2 separate regions of the Homo sapiens genome follow, and region 1 is linked to region 2. A link is a contact called in ENCODE Hi-C or POLR2A ChIA-PET data. All regions are on one chromosome and are shown on one strand. The core of a region is the stretch at or near the end of the contact, and the rest is flanking DNA. Distances in the headings are between cores, read along the strand shown.

Region 1 (3,999 bases), core at 921-3,420, 57 kb after region 2:
GCCAGTCACTTCAAACATTTTAATATTAGCAAAAGGCTTTGTGTGATTTTTTCTTCTCTCTGCTGTGACTTTATTCAAGGTCTTTAGATCACAGGGGCTTTGACAAGTTTGTCAGTGATCAGGGGCTGCCTTAATCAAGTAAGAAAAAAAATCCCGCCAAGACCTCCTATGCATTTATATGTTACAGGACTGTTTAATGCCAGTATCTGCACAAAGCGTGGTGTGTAAACTACAGGCTTTAGAGGATATTAATTAATACAGATTGGAGAATTTCTGATGCAGCTCATTAACAGAGATCAATATTTAAAACTTATGTTTGGGTAAAAAAAAAAGTCATGGTAAATAATTGAGTAAAAGAGGAAATACACACCAGCATAAAAGTGTGTTTATTTATTTTGCACAAATATCACCATGAGCACTAATGAACAACTATATTTCCTTACAGTAAAATAATACCACATGGAGACTTCTAAAAGAAACCCATTGATAGAGTCCTATAGTCACCCTTGTGTACAAAAAGTCATGTGAATACTGCAAAAAGAGGCACATCTTGTCATTTCAATATTAACTCTCCAAGAGGTTTTTAAAACATCTCCAATATCTATATGTAAAGGTTATTCATTAATATTGGCTATTATTTGGATGTGAATCCTAGAAAAAATATAGACATTTTTAAAGCAAAGCATATGCAAGTATTTCTATATGATACATTAAGGAATGTATTGACTGAAAATACACCAAGATAATGCATATCTCGTAATTCAGATTGAAGGAACTTATTCTAAGGAAATGCTATACAAATATGCACATACAAGATGTTCACTGATGCAGTGTCACAAATGCAAAAACCTGGATTAAAAACTAATAGCCTCAGTTATGTTAATGGAAAGTGAAATACTGTGAAGCCATTAAAATGACTCTAATATCTGAGGAGAAAAAACCTCCTCCTCATTTTATAGACAAAGATGGTCAATTAAAAAATAATTAACGAAAAAATTTTCCACTTTTGGGGAAGCCATTTTATTGAATACACTCACTTATTTAAACATTCAAGAAATACTGGACGTGTCCGCCAGATTTCATGTGGTTAGAAACTTCATCCCCAAGCTCATATATTAATTTTAAGTGGGGCATTTGGGAGGTAACTAGGATTAGATGAGGTCATCGCAGAGGGGACACCCTGATAGGACTGGTGGTTTCATAGGAAGAGAAGGAGATACGAATGGACATGCATGCTCTTGTCCTCTAACCATGTGAGGCAGCAAGAAGGCCCTCACCAGATGCCGGTGGCATGCTCTTGGACTTTCCAGCTTCTAGAAGCATGAGCCCAATAAACTTATTTTATTAACAGATTATCCAGACTGTGGTATTCTATTATAGCAACAGAAAATGGACTAAGACATATACTGAAGAGTTGATGACAAAAATAAATATGTGATTTTGACACATTCTATGAGGAAAAGAAAAAGATGCAGCTCAGAATCATAGTATTGAACCTAACATAGGATGGGGGAAAAAAGCAGAGAATGTGTTGTTAGGATACTATGGGAAAGTGAGAACAGGTACACGACAATTTGCAACTAAGAATGTTTTGGACTCAGAGGGAGAATGCCCCTGGCATCATGTCAAGGCTGGGCCACACTGAGTTGGGGCAGAGGTGGGGAGACAGAACTGAGGAAAAGTGGAGCCAGGCCCCAGTGAGCTGGCTTTAGGATTCTGAATTTTGATTTATTTCAGTTCAGTTTATATACTAAAAGGTTTGATTCAGTTGGTTCATTGAAAAGATTTACCAGGGAAGAAATGACACAAGTCATATGTTTTAATTTAGTTATATAACATAATATAGAGTTGTCCCTGAGGATCTGAGGAGGGTTGGTTCCAGGATGCCCATGGATACGACGGTCTGCAGACACTCAAGTCCTTGATATAAAATGACAGAGTATTTGCATATAGCCTACACACATCCTACTGTATACTTTAAATCATCTCTAGATGACTTGTAATACCTATGACAAGGTAAGAGCTGTGCTAATACTTTTCATATTTATTTTAAAATTTGCATTATGTTTTATATTTATTGTTATTTTTTACTGCTTTTCCACCAAGTATTTTTTATGGATTGGTTGAATCTGCAGATGCAGAACCAAGAATAGAGGGCAGACTGTGGTGACAGACACCGTCTGTGTTATCACTTGAAGAGCTGTCCTGTGGGAGAAATGACAGCATGACAAACAGGCTATGTGGACTTCAGCACATCGGCACAATGTGCCTCCAGTTTTTTCATCTGGAAAAACAACTGGCAGTGGGTGGTAAGTGATATTAATGTCCCTTCCAGTTCCAAGTGCAGTTTAGTGCTTTGGGAATAGTATTCAGAGATTCTCTTATGGCAGTGACATTTTTACCAGTGTTAGGTGAATAAAATATAACTTTATGAAAAAAATGGTATAAAAGGATTAGTATGTTATTTTTCTTATACAAAGGAAACTAGCTGAATGAGAGGCTTAAGGGATATTTGTCTTTTATTATGTGAGGTTTTTTTGAAATTTAAAATATGAAGAACCAAAACTTACCACTAAATCCTACTGTCCAGATTGCTTTTAAAAGTTCTACTGTGAGAGGTAAACTGGGAATCTGAGTGTGTTTCCAGTTGTGTAATAATTACATTGCCTTATTGTTTTTTAGCCAGGTAATATTCTTATCTGGAGGCGATGTTTAATATTGTTTGAATATCTATGTGACTTGCAGCACTATCATAAATGAGTCTTACGACATGCCTCCGTCATTCTGATATTGTGGACAAATGATGTTATAGCTATCTACGAACATTACATATAAAGAATGCATATTGTCAAGATTGAATTTTACCTGAGGTCTGAGCCCCTGGAAAACAATGAAAATTAAAGAAATACTCCTCATGGCCGGGCGCAGTGGCTGAAGCCTCTAATCCCAGCACTTTGGGAGGCCAAGGCAGGTGGATCATGAGGTCAGGAGTTCGAGACTAGCCTGGCCAACATGGCGAAACCCTGTCTCTACTAAAAAAATACAAAAACTAGCGCGGTGGCTGGTGCCTGTAATCCCAGCTACTCGGAAGGCTGAGGCAGGAGAACTGCTTGAAGCCGGGAGGTGGAGGTTGCAGGGAGCCGAGATTGCACCATTGCACTCTAGCCTGGGTGACAGAGCAAGACTCTGTCTCAAAGAAAGAAAGAAAGAAAGAGAGAGAGAGGGAGGGAGGAAAGGAGGGAGGAAAGAAAGAAAAAGACGGAAAGAAAGAGAGAGAAAGAAAGAAAGAAGGAAAGGAAGGAAGGAAGGAAGGAAGGAAGGAAGGAAGGAAGGAAGGAAGGAAGAAAGGAAGAAAGAAAGAAAGAAAGAAAGAAAGAAAGAAAGAAAGAAAGAAAGAAAGAAAGAAAGAAAGAAACTCCTCACCCTTCAGTGTGATCAAAAACAGCTTACTGCCAGGTCCCCCTTTCCCCATATGAATTAGATGTGTCACCTAACACTGGTAAAAATGTAACTGCTATAAGTGAATCTCTGAATAATATTCTCAAAGCACTAAACTGCACTTGGAACTGGAAGGGACATTAATATCACTTGTACCCGTTGACTACATAGGACAAGGCCAGACTTCCAATTCCTATCCTTTGCCTCAACAATGATTAGCTGGATTGCTTGTCCCTACTGATGAATCAGAAATGCTTATTGGTTAAATTTGGTGAAGGTTCTCTCTATCCTCAGAACCCTGACCTCAACCCCAGCCAGCAGAGAGCCTCTCCTGAGAAGAAGCTGGCCCTAGGGTAAAACCCTCTCTCATTTACTATCCCATATGTCTTTCTTCCACCCCACTCCTCCACACCAGTTCTTACTAGCTTGTTTATTCCCCTGTATAAAAGAAAGCCCAAGCTTGGTGTGGTGGCTCACGCCTGTATCCTAGCACTTTGGGAGGCCGAGATGGGCCGATCACTGGAGGTCAGGAGTTTGAAACCAGCCTGGCCAACATGGTGA
Region 2 (3,893 bases), core at 216-2,715:
TATATGGTACTTCATTTTGGCCAGGTGATATATTGATATGTTGGGAGAAAGGATTATTTAATAAATGGTAATGTCACAGAAGGCCATCTATTCAAAGAAATGAATTTGGGCCCCTTCATCACACCACATATGAAAGGAAATTTCAGGCCAATTAAAAGTTTTAAATGTAGTAAACTAAAAAAATAGCAGATACATCTGACATCTAGAGGCTCGGAGACCTTGATAATCGACAGGTGACTACATGAAAATATTTGTATATGATGATACCATAAATAAAAAACAGCAGACAGTGGAAACTGATAGACTAGAACAATATACATGCGACTCCCACAGTAGAGAAAAGGTTACTATCTGCCATAAATACGGCTTACACTGTGATTTGAAAACCCTACCTAATGTATGGGAGCAGAGAGAAATGCTCAATAAACAGATGAAACAAAATTTAAGTTACAAGAATATTTTGTTTTGGCTAATCAGACTCTGAACACAATGAAATTCCTTTTTTTTTTTTTTGGGAAAAGGAGTCCTTTCATAAAATGAAAGCAAAAGTGTGAATTATTACAGCCTGAAATTAAGGAAATAAGTATAAGGACATATATTTTACTCACACACAAAAAAATAAATAAATGCATATAAATATGTATACCCCTATTCACTGGATTGCTGTATATAGTCACACACACACATGCACAGGCACTCACACCAAAATCTAGAAATATCAGTAACAAATCAATAGGCAAATGTTTAAATCAAAGCCATTGCAGCAGAGCATAGAATATTATGCAGTCATAAAAAATTTTTAAAAATAGAACTATAAAAATTACCTTTGAGAGAATGGCTATAAATGATTAAGAGAAACAAATTCAGAAGAAAAAAGAAAAAACTTATTTCTATGTGTGAGTGTGAATGCATGCCAGAGATATCAGAAAGGATTTTCACTAAAATGGTTAGCAATGCTTGTATCAGCGGTTTCTACCTCACCTTTTTTATATTGGTTAAGTGTTATATAATGAGAGTGCATTGCATTATTTGTCACATAAAATTTAATTTGAAAGCTATTTCATTGCTAAAAGGCACTGGTATAACTATAACTTATTTTTCTCATTTAAAAATATTCTATCAAAATAACATAGTGCTTCCACCAGGTGTGTGTCAAAAAAAGAAAAACAACAATTACTAATGCCTATCATTTAAAAGGACTTTGATATAATTAAGCGAAAAAAAAAATAAAAGCAAAGCACGTTCTCTTTGTGCCTTCCAACTACACCAAGAATACAACAAAGACGGCAGAAGTTTGTCTGTACATTTAATAAAGAAAACAAATTAAAGAGAGTGCTTTGCACTGGGACATTTGAATCCAGTGGCAGCTGCCAGATTAAAAAAATAAATAAAGAGCCATAGATCAAGCTGCAGCTGCGTGCCTCCAACTCACTCCGCAGCACAGGCCCAAAGCCATTGTCAGTGCCCCCGGATGTGTGGGTGTCCTTCATTTCTCTTTGAATGTGGCCAGGCCTCTTGAAGGAGAACACTAGGTGGCATGCCTACCAAGCTCTGAAACACCATTAACCACCAGGAAAAAATGCGATTAGGATTCTATTTGGAGATCATATTTTCCCCTGTAGGCTAAGGAGGCATTCTCTAACACTGACAGGCTCTGAGTCTCTTTAGCCAGAAAATCAAAAAGTTTCTGTGAAGCCACTAGGTAGGACTTTTAGAAATAGAGTCGCTACATCCTCTAGGCTCCTGGGAAAGAACCTGTAGCTGAATTATTTTTGTGGGTCATCCGTAAAATGTTAATTGTGGATTGTCAAACCCTTACTGCAGAGAGGACTTTCACAGAAACAGTTCTATTTCTGATAAATCAATTTTAGCAGAAGAGTCTCTTTTGACATGCTTAATTCAATGAGCAAATTGTAATGGGCCTATCCCTTAAGACACTGGTGTTTGTGTGTTTGGGAGTGTTCGCTCAGCAATCTTGGCCCTGATGCTGGGGGAATTTGAACCTGACAGGCCCAGAGGATGGGGCCAGCCCCTTTCCCTGGCCTATGGCTCCGGTGCTCCAGACACACACACCTGAGCTACCTCCCTTAAAGGTTGGAGGTCAATTAAATCCCTCAAGTACCTACTACCAAGCTATTTGTTTAAAGACTATTTTGGCCATTTTTTTGATCAGTAGGATATTGTCACGTGCTGCCAAAGTGCTGCAGGTGGACATGTTTGTGTGTTCTGAAGGACTTACATCATCCTGCAATGGTCAGCTTTATGACACAAAGAATGAGTGATAACTCAGTCTTCTCAGTTTTGTGTCGTTTGTGGTTTTGTTTGTGTTTATTTCTTTCCCTATCTGGGGTAAAAGCCTCAGTCCCTGATTCAGCAGCTTTCTATCTAGGTGTCTGATTTACTGAATTGCATCATCTCTTCCTCATCAGTGTTTTCGCTTGTTTGCTTGTTTGTTTTGAGTCAAGGGCTCTCCGTCTGTCACTGAGGCTGAGTGCAAGTGGTGCGATCACAGCTCGCAGCAGCCTCAAACTCCTGGCCTCGAGCGATCCTCCCACCTTTGCCTCTTGGGTAGCAGGGACTACAGGTGTGTGCCACCACACCTGATGCCTGGCTAATTTTTAAAATTTTTTTCGTAGAGACGGAGTCTCACTATTTCCCAGGCTGGTCTCAAACTTCTGGCTTCAAGCAACGCTCCTGCCTCGGCCTCTCGAAGTGCTGGGATTACAGGTATCAGCCACTGTGCCTGGCCTCCCTTCAGTCGTAATTGCATTTTGAAAACTGGGCCTGCAGCTCTGTGGATACCACACATGTTCTATTTGAGCCTATATTTCTCTGCTGGCCGAATTTCTTAGGAACCTGTGCCAATTGTTTTTCATCTTTGATCATCAGCCCGAACCATGCTGTGTCCACCTGAGGGGACGGTCCAGCATCTCTGTGCCATGGCAGATGGACTGCCGGGGCTCCACCTGGTTTTGGAACCTGCAGTTTGCACCATGGCTCTCCTGACTGCAGAGCCACCGGCAGCTGCTGTGTTTCCTCATTTCCTCTAACCCCAGTCTGTGGGGCCTTCCCCTTCAGCCTGCTGCAGAACCCATCCCTCTGGTCAGTTGAAAAATGTGGGTAACTGAGTTGGAGGTGGCATGAGGGGACTTTCTGGAAAAGGTCTAAAAGTCTGTCTAGAGGAGCGTATACATGTGTGTAGGTAAGAATGGCATCAAGTTGCACACTGAAGGTTTATGCCCCTTACTATATGTCAACAACAACCAAGAAAAGAATCACCTGCCAAAGTCAGTCACCACCTACTTAGTTCCCTAGAGTTGCCACTGGCTCAATTCATGAGCTTATGTATGTGCCAAGGGGAAAGGCTTCCTCCTCCACTCAGGTTTTGAACATTGTAAACACTACCAAGCAGCAAACAGATAGAGCCTGAACGTGTGAAACTTAAATATCTATTTAGTGTTTGCCTCCTCTTCCCATTTTTTTTTCCTTTGACAGAAAAATTGTAGTAAGGGGACAGTGCTTTTTGTTATCTTATTACTGTGTGTGTGTGTGTGTGTGTGTGTGTGTGTGTGTGTGTATGTGTGTAGCAAAGTCTACATCCTAGAAATGTATGCTGCATGCCACAGCTGGGGGCCTTTGTGATACATGTGATAGGTGAAATTCATTGTAAAGGCATATTTGAGGTGATTTTTCCTTATTGTAATTCTCTGTGAATTGGGAGCTGCACTGAGGAAGTGACAAGGATGAAATGATGGTTACTATGATCAGCCTGTTTTCCCCAACTAAACATTTTCACTTGGTTGAAAGCTACCAGAGACTACAGTCAATAATAACTTAATCGTACATTTAAACTTAAAGAGCGTAATTGCATTGTGTGTAACTCAAAGAAAAAA

Evidence for each region. A loop is a pair of places that touch in the nucleus more often than their neighbours do. ChIA-PET counts read pairs that join two places held with the same protein, here RNA polymerase II (POLR2A). Pooled maps may share reads with other maps.
Region 1: a loop to region 2 is called in a map of heart left ventricle, with 2.7 times the contacts of the local background. The contact joins the promoter of LNCR-SMAL here to the enhancer-like site in region 2. A Hi-C loop is called at or near these places in 5 of 168 maps with a recorded cell type or tissue (Right ventricle myocardium inferior, cardiac septum, heart left ventricle and 1 more) and 3 of 50 pooled maps. POLR2A ChIA-PET finds 5 or more read pairs at or near these places in 1 of 52 experiments (OCI-LY7).

The regions. Positions count from the first base shown.
Region 1 is chr6:162,232,610-162,236,608 of GRCh38, forward strand. It overlaps LNCR-SMAL (lncRNA senescence and mitophagy associated regulator of PRKN), which reads left to right and starts at 2,171. Exons shown (of 2, transcript XR_943203.3): 1 at 2,171-2,309. The region is part of intron 3 of PRKN (parkin RBR E3 ubiquitin protein ligase); the gene reads right to left.
Region 2 is chr6:162,176,431-162,180,323 of GRCh38, forward strand. The region is part of intron 4 of PRKN (parkin RBR E3 ubiquitin protein ligase); the gene reads right to left. Among named protein-coding and RNA genes, the nearest start is that of LNCR-SMAL, 56 kb to the right of the region's middle. Within about 2 kb of position 1,466, at least 2 of the 41 ENCODE cell types and tissues checked have a DNase peak (open chromatin) inside an H3K27ac peak, as active enhancers do; they include heart right ventricle, where a contact is called at or near this core.